Linked DNA regions of Homo sapiens: region 2 is linked to region 1. A link is a loop called in an ENCODE intact Hi-C map of the cell type or tissue named here. Cell type or tissue: endothelial cell of umbilical vein. All regions are shown on one strand. Links, peaks and the distances in the headings refer to the core of each region. The heading gives the core; the rest is flanking DNA.

Region 1 (4,641 bases), core at 201-4,200:
TGTTTACCTAGCTTCAAGTTCACTGATTTCTTAGCTGTGTCTGCAAAGCTTAGCAAAATATATATTTTTTATCTTGGTTAGCATGGATTTTCCCCTCTGGATTTCCAATTGAATGTTTTTTTAGTTTCCATTTCTCTGCTGCTAGTCGCCATCTGTTTATGCATGTTGTACCATACTCTGCCCTCTTTACTCCTGTACTCTGACAGTGGGTATTTACTTCCTGTGTTTGTCTCTCCTCTGAGTGGATTATCACTCTTTGGCATTCAGTTCACCTGTTTGCTTTGTAACCTCCGCTCCCTAATGAGCTCAAGAAAAGTTACGATTTTGTAATTTATCCTGCTTTTTCTTTCACCCTGTCAGGATGGGAACAGCTTTCTTTTGCAACTTTCTACATCCCAGGTGAAAGCAGGACTTTTATCAGTTTATATACAGAGTTTCAAGATTTCATATAAAGACAACTTGAGAGCTTTTAAAAGTTCAAGGAACTAAATGGAAAGCTATTTTAAAGAAAGTGAGAAGTTTCTAAAAAATGAACCCTGGAAACACTCCTGTAGTTCTCAGATCATACTTGCTTAGTCATGATATAGAGGTTAATATGGGAATCACTTTCCTGTTTTCTTACTCTAATAAGGCAGAAAACAGTAATATTTCAGAGGAGATATGGATTAGTTTATTATCTTTGCATGGTCCAGTTTTGGTACACCTTGGTAATTAGGAATTTTCTTAAAAATCTTTACACCCCACATTATCTATCTTCACTCCTCTTTCTCATATAAAGTTACAATACATAACATTCTGTATGCATGCTTCACACTTTGCTTTTCTGTCTTGACAATGTGTAAATGAGAATGTTTGATATTACCTTACAAACTGTTTTCTACTCAGTAAATGTAACAGCATCTCCTTTCAATATGTTTGGAAAATCTCCATTATAAAGAGTTAAAAATAAAGGAATTCAAAGAGAAACCTACTTTACACATGTTAGATTTGAGATGCTTGTAAGCGATGCAAGTAGAAATTTCATGTGAGAAGTTGGATATACAAGTCTGAAGCCTCAGTATCTCAGAATTAGAGGTAGAATTTGGAAGAGTCATCATTATATAAATGGTATCAAAACCTTGGAATTGGAACTGGAACTTCTAGCCTGGGGAGATGCCAACATTGAGAGGAAAGGAATAAAAATGAGTGAGTGGGCAGAAAGTGGAAGAAAACCAGGAGAGTATAGTGACATAGGAGCCAGTAAAAGAATATATTTCATTCAACTCAAGAATGTTCCTAAATGTGGGAGTATGCTGAATACAGAATTTTAAGTGAGGACTGTGGACTTAGGTGGTAGGTTTGGGGGTCATTAGCTGGCAGATGGTTTTAGAAGTCTTCACTGTGAATACCTGTGGGTAAGTAGATAAAGTGAAGAGAAAGCTGAGAGAGCCATGAAAGGTAAGCAGAGTAAGTTCATGAACTGTTACATTTGAATTTGTACAAACCAAATCTTTCTATGTGGTTATCATTAAAAGCTTGTAAGCACTGTAAGTCCATTTATATTTCTATTCCTAAAGGGGTTTTAAGCAAAAATGTTTATATATTTCTGGAATTCTGAATTAGAGGAGCTTTGATACTTTGCAGCTGACAGTTATCGTGACAGTTTGACAGTATTTAGGTTTATGGTAATTCATCTAATCCCTTTCTGTAGTCTCCAGGATGCCTTTGGAATGAGCTGTTATTCACCTAAAATTCCGTGATACTTTAGTAATAGGATAGGTTTTTTGCCACATACCACTGACTAGATCTAGATCTTAGAGTCTTTTTCTATAAGCTCTTGCAAGAAAGAATCAAGTGTTGTTTACATTTTCTAACACTGTTATACCCAGTGGCAAATGCAAAGACATAAACAAATACTTTAGTTATGATCAGCTCGTAGGAAGTGGGAGGACCCCAGCTTTATCTTAAAATCATTATGTATACTGGAAAGAAATTGATTCAAATGCATTCACCATAAAACTATGGATGGAGAACCTCATTTTATTAATCACACTAGGACCTATGCCAGCATTGCTTCATCTTTGGCTTTTGTTATATCCTGTTTTGTTAAGTTAAAAAGCAGTTAAATTTTTTTTCACCTACACCCCATTAGTAAAAAGAAATTTTCGAACACTTTCCCATATGTGTATATATAACTGTTTATATATAAAGTACCTACATGTATCACTGTTCTAGTATAATCAGTATGTTATAAAGCATACAGAGAATAAGGGTATTTGAAAAGAACGAGGAAGAAAATGAATCATCTTGTAAACTTCCTGACTGCACACACCACAGAGAGATCATTTGTCTTTTTCGAGACATAGGAGTTAGTTCTTTTTTTCTGATTATGCTTGTAATGGGTCCTTCAGGTTCTTGTGTATGATATCTAAGCAATTTAAAAAATTGATAACCAAGGCCCAGAAGTAAACTTACATTCATGGTTAATATTATTGATCCAGGACCTCATATAATGCAAGTTTTTCTAATCATGGGAACCTTATTGACTAAGCAAACAAAAGCTTGTAATTTTTTATCATTGTTTGTCAGTACATTCCATAATTTACAAGTTTGAAGTTGTAATGGTCAATGTTAAAGTTATATTAGGAATACTAATTTTACTAACCTTATTTTTCTTTCAGATGACATTAAAGTATCAGTAAATGATTTTATCATCAAGGCAGCAGCTGTTACCCTTAAAGTAAGTAGCAGACTTCAAATGATTTTGTCTTCTTAAGTAGTTTCATGTCGTGGAATTTTTACAATGACAAATAGAACTCTTATTTTTAAATCACAAAAATTTTATAATTGTCTTGCTAAAAATATCCTATCGTTTGATCTCCCTCATTTTACAAATGAAGAAACTGTAAATCAAAAGGGCTCACAATGAATTAGAGCAGGATGAAAACCATTTATTCTAGGCATTAGAGATAGAGCAGTAAACAAAAGCTTACTTGATTTCTGCTGTCCCTGGGGCTTACATTCTAGTTGGAGGAGACAAACACTATTATATGTCAGATGGTGAAAGTGCTGAGGAGAAAAAGAAAGGATAAGGGGACAAAGTAACTAGGGGTGATTTTTCAAAAGGGAAGCGAGGGAAGCCCCTCTGACAAGGCGATAATTTAGATACGGCCTGAGAAAACAGAGGGAGTGAGCCACATAGGTATGTGGTAAAAGTGCATTCCACACAGAGGGACCAGCAAACACCAAGGCTGCAAGCAGAGGATCGCATTAACCAAAGATGTGGTGCTGAGGGTGGAATGTGCCTAGTATGGAGAGGTGGGAGATAAGATTTAAATAACAGTGGGAGAGCATGAAGGGGAACCCAAGTACATGAGGCCTTGTTGGACATGGTGAGGACTAGGGATTTTATTATGGGTGAGAAGGAAGCCTTTGGAGGGTTTTGAACAAATAACTAATGTGATCTGACTTATACTTCAGAAACGAAAAGGAGAGGCTGCCCTGGGTGCTGTGTAGAATGTAGCCTGTGGAGAGGCAAGGGAGGAGACGATGAGCTCCCCTGGGAGGCTTTAGAAGATCACAGTGGCTTGGACAAATGTGGTAGCAAATGGAGCTAGGGTGAAGTGGAGATTTGTGTTATGTTTCAAAAGTAGAGCCAACAGGATTTGCTGATGGATTGGATATGGGGTGTGAGAAAGAGAAACAAGCATTTTGGCCCAAGCAATGGGAGGAATGAGTTTTCCATGTACTAAGATTGGGAAAACTGGGAGGGGTATAGCTTTGGGTTAAGGAATCTAGAGTTTGGTTTTAGACATGTTACATTTGAGGAGCCTAACAGATATTCCAGTGGAGGTGGCAGGAAGGCAGGTGAACATATGAGCCTGCAGTTCAGTGGAGGTGATGTAAACCTAGCTGGCTGGAGTTGTAAATCTAGAACCCAGGCTTCCTGCCTTCCTGCCTGGCACTATTTTTCATCATGCCTCCTTTCTGTAACGAGGCTATTTTCTGGGATCACTGCTTGTTAACAGACTGTATTTAAAGTACATTTATAATTAACTTTTTATTTCTTGAAAAATACATTAATGAGGGTTCCATGGTGTAATGGTTAGCACTCTGTATTCTGAAAATTACATTAATACAGAACTTAAAAAGCATGCCCTTTCAGCAGTATCTAATTATTCATATAACTTTTCTCTTTTGATGAAATATTTTGAATTATATTAATGATTTAATTAATTGACTATTATTGTGATTGATATCATTAATTGTGAATCATTTTTGCACTCCTTAAATAAATCTCTAATGGGCATAAGCTATTCGTTAATATTTCATTGGATAATGTTTGTATCCAGAGTCATAAGTAGTGGTAATTTAAATTTTGTGCCAACATTATCAGACCTTTTTTCCCTAATCATTGGCTTCATTAAATGAATTTGGATTATTTCTTCTTTTCTTTCCTCTGTACACATTTCAATATTATAAATTTTTTTATATTTTCTAGTTTCATAGAATTCACCAGTAAAAATATCTGAACCTGCTTCTATTTTGAGGAGGGGATCTTGGCAGCTTTCCCTTTTTTTTTTTCTTTCACCATAATTACTGATCTGTTTTAATTTTCAGCTTTTTTAAAAAATCAATTTTAAAAGCTTATATTTTCCCAGA
Region 2 (4,641 bases), core at 353-4,352, 100 kb after region 1:
TGAATAAATGGATGTATTCATACACATATTTGGTTGTTTATAAAATCTGCTTTGCATTTTCACACCATTGCAATGTTGTTCTAAGGTCATAGAATTACTTTTAAGAACAACATTAATACAATTCATAATGTTGATTTTTCTTCATGCTAAAGTGCTTTACATGTATCCCTATAGCCGTGTACTAGCTGCCTTTGCCTGGTTACGGCAAAGTATATATATATATATATATATTTTTTTATTATACTTTAAGTTCTAGGGTACATGTGCACAACATGCAGGTTTGTTACATATGTATACATGTGCCATGTTGATGTGCTGCACCCATTAACTCATCATTTACATCAGGTATATCTCCTAATGCTATCCCTCCCCCCTCCCCCCACCCCACAACAGGCCCTGGTGTGTGATATTCTCCTTCCTGTGTCCAGGTGTTCTCATTGTTCAATTCCCATCTATGAGTGAGAACATGCATTGTTTGGTTTTTTGTCCTACTGCAAGGTATTTTTAATCATTTGAGAGAGAAGGGTTTTTCTTTAAATCCATAGCTATTATAAGGCAAACCATTCTCAGCACTGGTGGGTAGTTTCATGGACTTATTATGCAAAGGAAATCATATCAGCAGTGATGAGCAGTTGAAGATTTCTCAGGTAGAAGTACAAAGATGAGACAGAGTCAGTCCAAAGCATTGGCAACTAAGTCTCAAAGTAAGGTAGCATTTGTGGAAATAAAGGGGGTAGTGGATCCTAGCTATAGTGTGGAAACAAGTAGAAGTTGGCTTATTGAGTGTGCTCATCAGCAAGTCATGCAGGGACCTCAGAAGCTGGTAGAGGGAAGAGAAGAAAGCTTGGAACTGCCAAGCCCAAGATGAGGGTGCCAAGGCTGTAAAATAGGACTGGTCTCTGATGGAGTCATAGAGAGGCCATCAGCATCACATTAAGTAAACAATACGTGGCTCCTTGAGCTAATAGGCCAGCATCTATAACTAAGTGGAAACTTTTTGGCAAGAAAGGCAAGATCCCAGGCTCTTCTAGAACAGAGGTTAACAAACTTTGGCCTTTGGGCCAAACATAGCCCGTGACCTGTCACAGCTTTACTTGTTGATAAATAATGCTGTACAGAAGCACATGTCTGTTCACATGTTACAATGACAGAATTGAGGAGTTGTGACAGATACTGCAGGGTTTGCAAAGCCAAAAATATACTCTATCTAGCCCTTTGCAGAAAATGTTTGGCAACCTCTGTCCTAGAAGATGGTGAGGCTTGGAGGCAGTATTGTGTTTCCAAGTGATATGTTTATCATGGACTGAGGGAAACCACTGAAAAGAAGGAAATGGCAAGGTTTAGGCAGGATGTCAAGACCGTATCTGAATAGTCTAGAGTCCAAGACCCCAGGTGTAGGCAGAAACCAAAGCAAAAGATCTCTCCTATTGATTGGACAAACATGGGGAGGATTAAGGCAAGAATGAGGCTCATTAGGCTTGTGAAATCCAAGCGCACCTTATAATAGATATAGACAATTCCAAAGCAAGGACAGCAAGTCCAGTTTCAATGATTGGCTGATGGGTTTCAGCCAATGGTCAGTTTGAAATGCTCAGTGCTGAGTGGGGCTGGGAAGGCAGAGACTGCCCCGGGAGTAAGGAACTATTAAGTCCAAATAACCTGGATCTTTCTGCTAGACAATAAGAGGATGGCGCTATCCTCTCTACTTCCTGTTCAATATAGTAGCTCATCACACTCATCAACAAAAGGAATGCAATGGAAATTAAAATATCTCCCAGATATGGTTGTCAGATTTAGCAAATAAAAATACAGAACACCTAGTTAAATTTGAATTTCAGATACACAAAGAAAAAAATTTAATGTAAGTTTGTCTGAAATATTGCATTGGACATAATTATACTAAAATTATTTATTATTTGAAATTCTAATTTCAGTGAGAGTCCCGCATTTTGTCTGGCAACACAATTCCCCGGAAACTGGCCACCTTTGTGATAAATTATGATTAACAAAACAATGTTTTAACTTCTGGGGCAGTAAGAAATTTCTAGACCTCTGGTCCTTTTTGTTTCTCCCTCTGTCTACATACTTCCTTTCCCACCTCCTTTTATCTCCTCTCTATCACTTCCATTTCAAGGCTTGTCCAGGAGGGAGGACCAGTCACATCTGTCAATACTTCCAAGAATTATCATATGGCTTTAACTCTCATTGATTAAACCAGAGAAAGGCTGGAAACAGAGAAAGAAGAAGTCAACCTTCTTAAAGTGACTCACAGGAAGGAAACCTGGTGGACGGACAGTTTGACGATTGGTTTCTGACTCACTGGAGATTTCTTTGCTAGAGATATGCATCATTAATTTGGTATCAACAAACCATTGACATTTCCCGGGCAGTACACAGAATGCTGTCGTGGTAAAAACAGGTTTAGATTAACTGCTGGGCACTTCCTGGTTCCAAACATTAAATTAAAATGGAGATTTTTGGGTTTCATGGAAATCTCTGAGATAAAAAGCAGAAGACTCTGTGAGAACCACGCTCACAGTTTTCAGGCATCACCCCAGCACTATATTCTGTGAAGATGTTCTTGGGAAAGGTTCAAGAGAAGTCAAATCTGTGTAACTTGCTGTATGCTGTGGTCACAGTGGATAAACCTCACCTGCAGTGAAGAGGATGTGGGCAAAGATTATGCTCAGTGATGACTTTAGAAGCTTGGGCAATATGTAAAAAACACTTACAAAACATTAAACTGATGGGATTTTCATTATTCTTCCCTACCAATCATTCTCTAGTGACCTTTCCACCACTGTGACAGTATTGGAGGCACCCATGAGGATCTCCCTCTGAGAAAGAACTTGCTGTTCAGCTGCAAGGAGTGCAGTTAGTTTGCAGCCCCCAGCTGTTTGCACCTTAGCATTGTCTCATCTTTGAAGCTCAGGCCATCCTCTTCTTGGGCAGCCCCCAGAGAAGGGCTGAGCACAGAGGGGTTGCTATGGCTTGGCCATTTCTTTCAACATGGGGCTCCTCAAATGAGCAATATTTGTTTTCGAAATGCCCATGAAGTGAGCCAAAACTTTGTCAGGTCTGCACTGAGCTCTGAGGCTCATGCAGTCCAATCCTGTTTCCTCCCCATTTTGTCTTCATTTCCCAATGCAATTGATTCAATGATTGTGTCCCCTAAAATTCATATGTGGAAATCCTAACCTCCAAGGTGATGGTATGAGCAGGTGGGGACTTTGGGTGACAATTAGGTCATGAGTGTACAGCCCTCGTGAATGGGATCAGTGCCTTTATAAAAAAGAACCCCAGAGAGCTCTCTCACTCTTTCCACCATGGGAGGATACAATGAGAAGTTGGAATCTGCAACCCAGAAGAGGGCCCTGACCATAACCCAACCATGTTGGCACCCTGATCTTAGACTTCCACCTCCAGAACTGTGAAAAATAAACTTCTGTTGTTTCAGCCACCCAGTCTGTGATACTTTGTTACAGCAGCCAGAACTAACACACCCAAGAAACCTCTTGCTTTCCTAATTCTGCCTTCTTGGCCACTTCCCTGAGAGCACATCTGACACACTATCATGGCTTCAAGGAAGCAGGCAGAATGGGTGCCATTTTAACAAAAGAAAATAAATTTTATGGGGAAAGTTCTTACCAGAAAGGAAGGGGACAAAAGGTTAAGTTCAGTCCTTCCTGCCCAAGAGAGATTGTGAATGAGAAAGAAATAGAGGCAGAGTGTGACCTTCAAATATTAGGGTCTTGCCTCCACTCTTCCTTGGGGTCAAGCCTTGTTGGGGGCGGGCTATAGAAGCATTTAGAAAGGTATTAGGAACCTAAGAACATTGGGCAAGTGACATACTTTCCCACACATGGCCTGGAGGAGGCTGAAAGCACCTAGGAGAAGCCTCGTATTTGTCTTGGCACCATGTCTAACATGGCTTGAATGAGATAGTGCAGCATTAGCAGACAGAGGAACCTTCATAGACAGCAATGTGATGTTTCCCTATGTTTCTACAGGCCCCGGTAAAGGTCAGGGAAATTCAAGGGAGATTGCTGAAAATGTAGAGGCCTGAGGTTGGGAAGTGGAAGCCACTGAGATCAAGGACTTTGATTTCTAGGGACAATGACATTGTCAGTGTTCCACAGCTATGAATGCCATTGCATGCCAATGGAGGGCCTAAACCAGGATCACCTCAGGGGAACTAGCATAGGACCTGATTCCCACATGCATAGTCACATGGTAATGCCACTCCCACCAACCACAGAAACAGGTGCTAACGTTGGGGAACTTAAGGATGCTGGAAGAGACCAAGAGTCCCTGATTGTGTAAGTCTGGTCTTTTCCTCGTTTCTCCACAGGGTTAAGGGCGCACAGGGAAGATTTGATCAGTTACAGAAAACAAAGAAGCTGCATATTTTCGCACAGCTGAGAGTGTGTAAATCAATTAGTGACCCCACTGCATTTGAATAAAACAGCTTACATTTTGAATTTTAGTCCAAGCTATACAGTTAAGAGGGTCAAACTTAGGGTCTCTTAAGTCACATCTGAATAACAGCCACCTGAAGGGAACCTCCATGGGCAGACAAACTTATAGTCTCTCTGTGTGGTGAACGTTTGGCCTTTCTCTAGACCACATTTTCCAAGCAGT

The links. Hi-C counts contacts between places; a loop is a spot of excess contacts. Peaks named below come from ENCODE experiments on the same cell type or tissue, not always from the same donor. Only the 100,000 strongest peaks of a DNase experiment are listed, where the experiment ranks them.
Region 2: it touches region 1 in a loop (2.6-fold over the local background); 1 of 110 quality-filtered maps calls a loop at or near these places.

The regions. Positions count from the first base shown.
Region 1 is chr11:34,975,464-34,980,104 of GRCh38, forward strand. PDHX (pyruvate dehydrogenase complex component X) reads left to right here. Exons shown (of 11, transcript NM_003477.3): 8 at 2,661-2,719. Among named protein-coding and RNA genes, the nearest start is that of MIR1343, 36 kb to the left of the region's middle. In endothelial cell of umbilical vein, for the core only: no CTCF peak of the experiment used is centred there; DNase peaks (open chromatin) are centred at 2,078 and 2,288; H3K27ac peaks cover 3,397 bases.
Region 2 is chr11:35,075,538-35,080,178 of GRCh38, forward strand. No RefSeq gene overlaps it. Among named protein-coding and RNA genes, the nearest start is that of CD44-DT, 60 kb to the right of the region's middle. RefSeq lists an enhancer at 2,557-2,606. In endothelial cell of umbilical vein, for the core only: no CTCF peak of the experiment used is centred there; a DNase peak (open chromatin) is centred at 2,314; H3K27ac peaks cover 1,082 bases.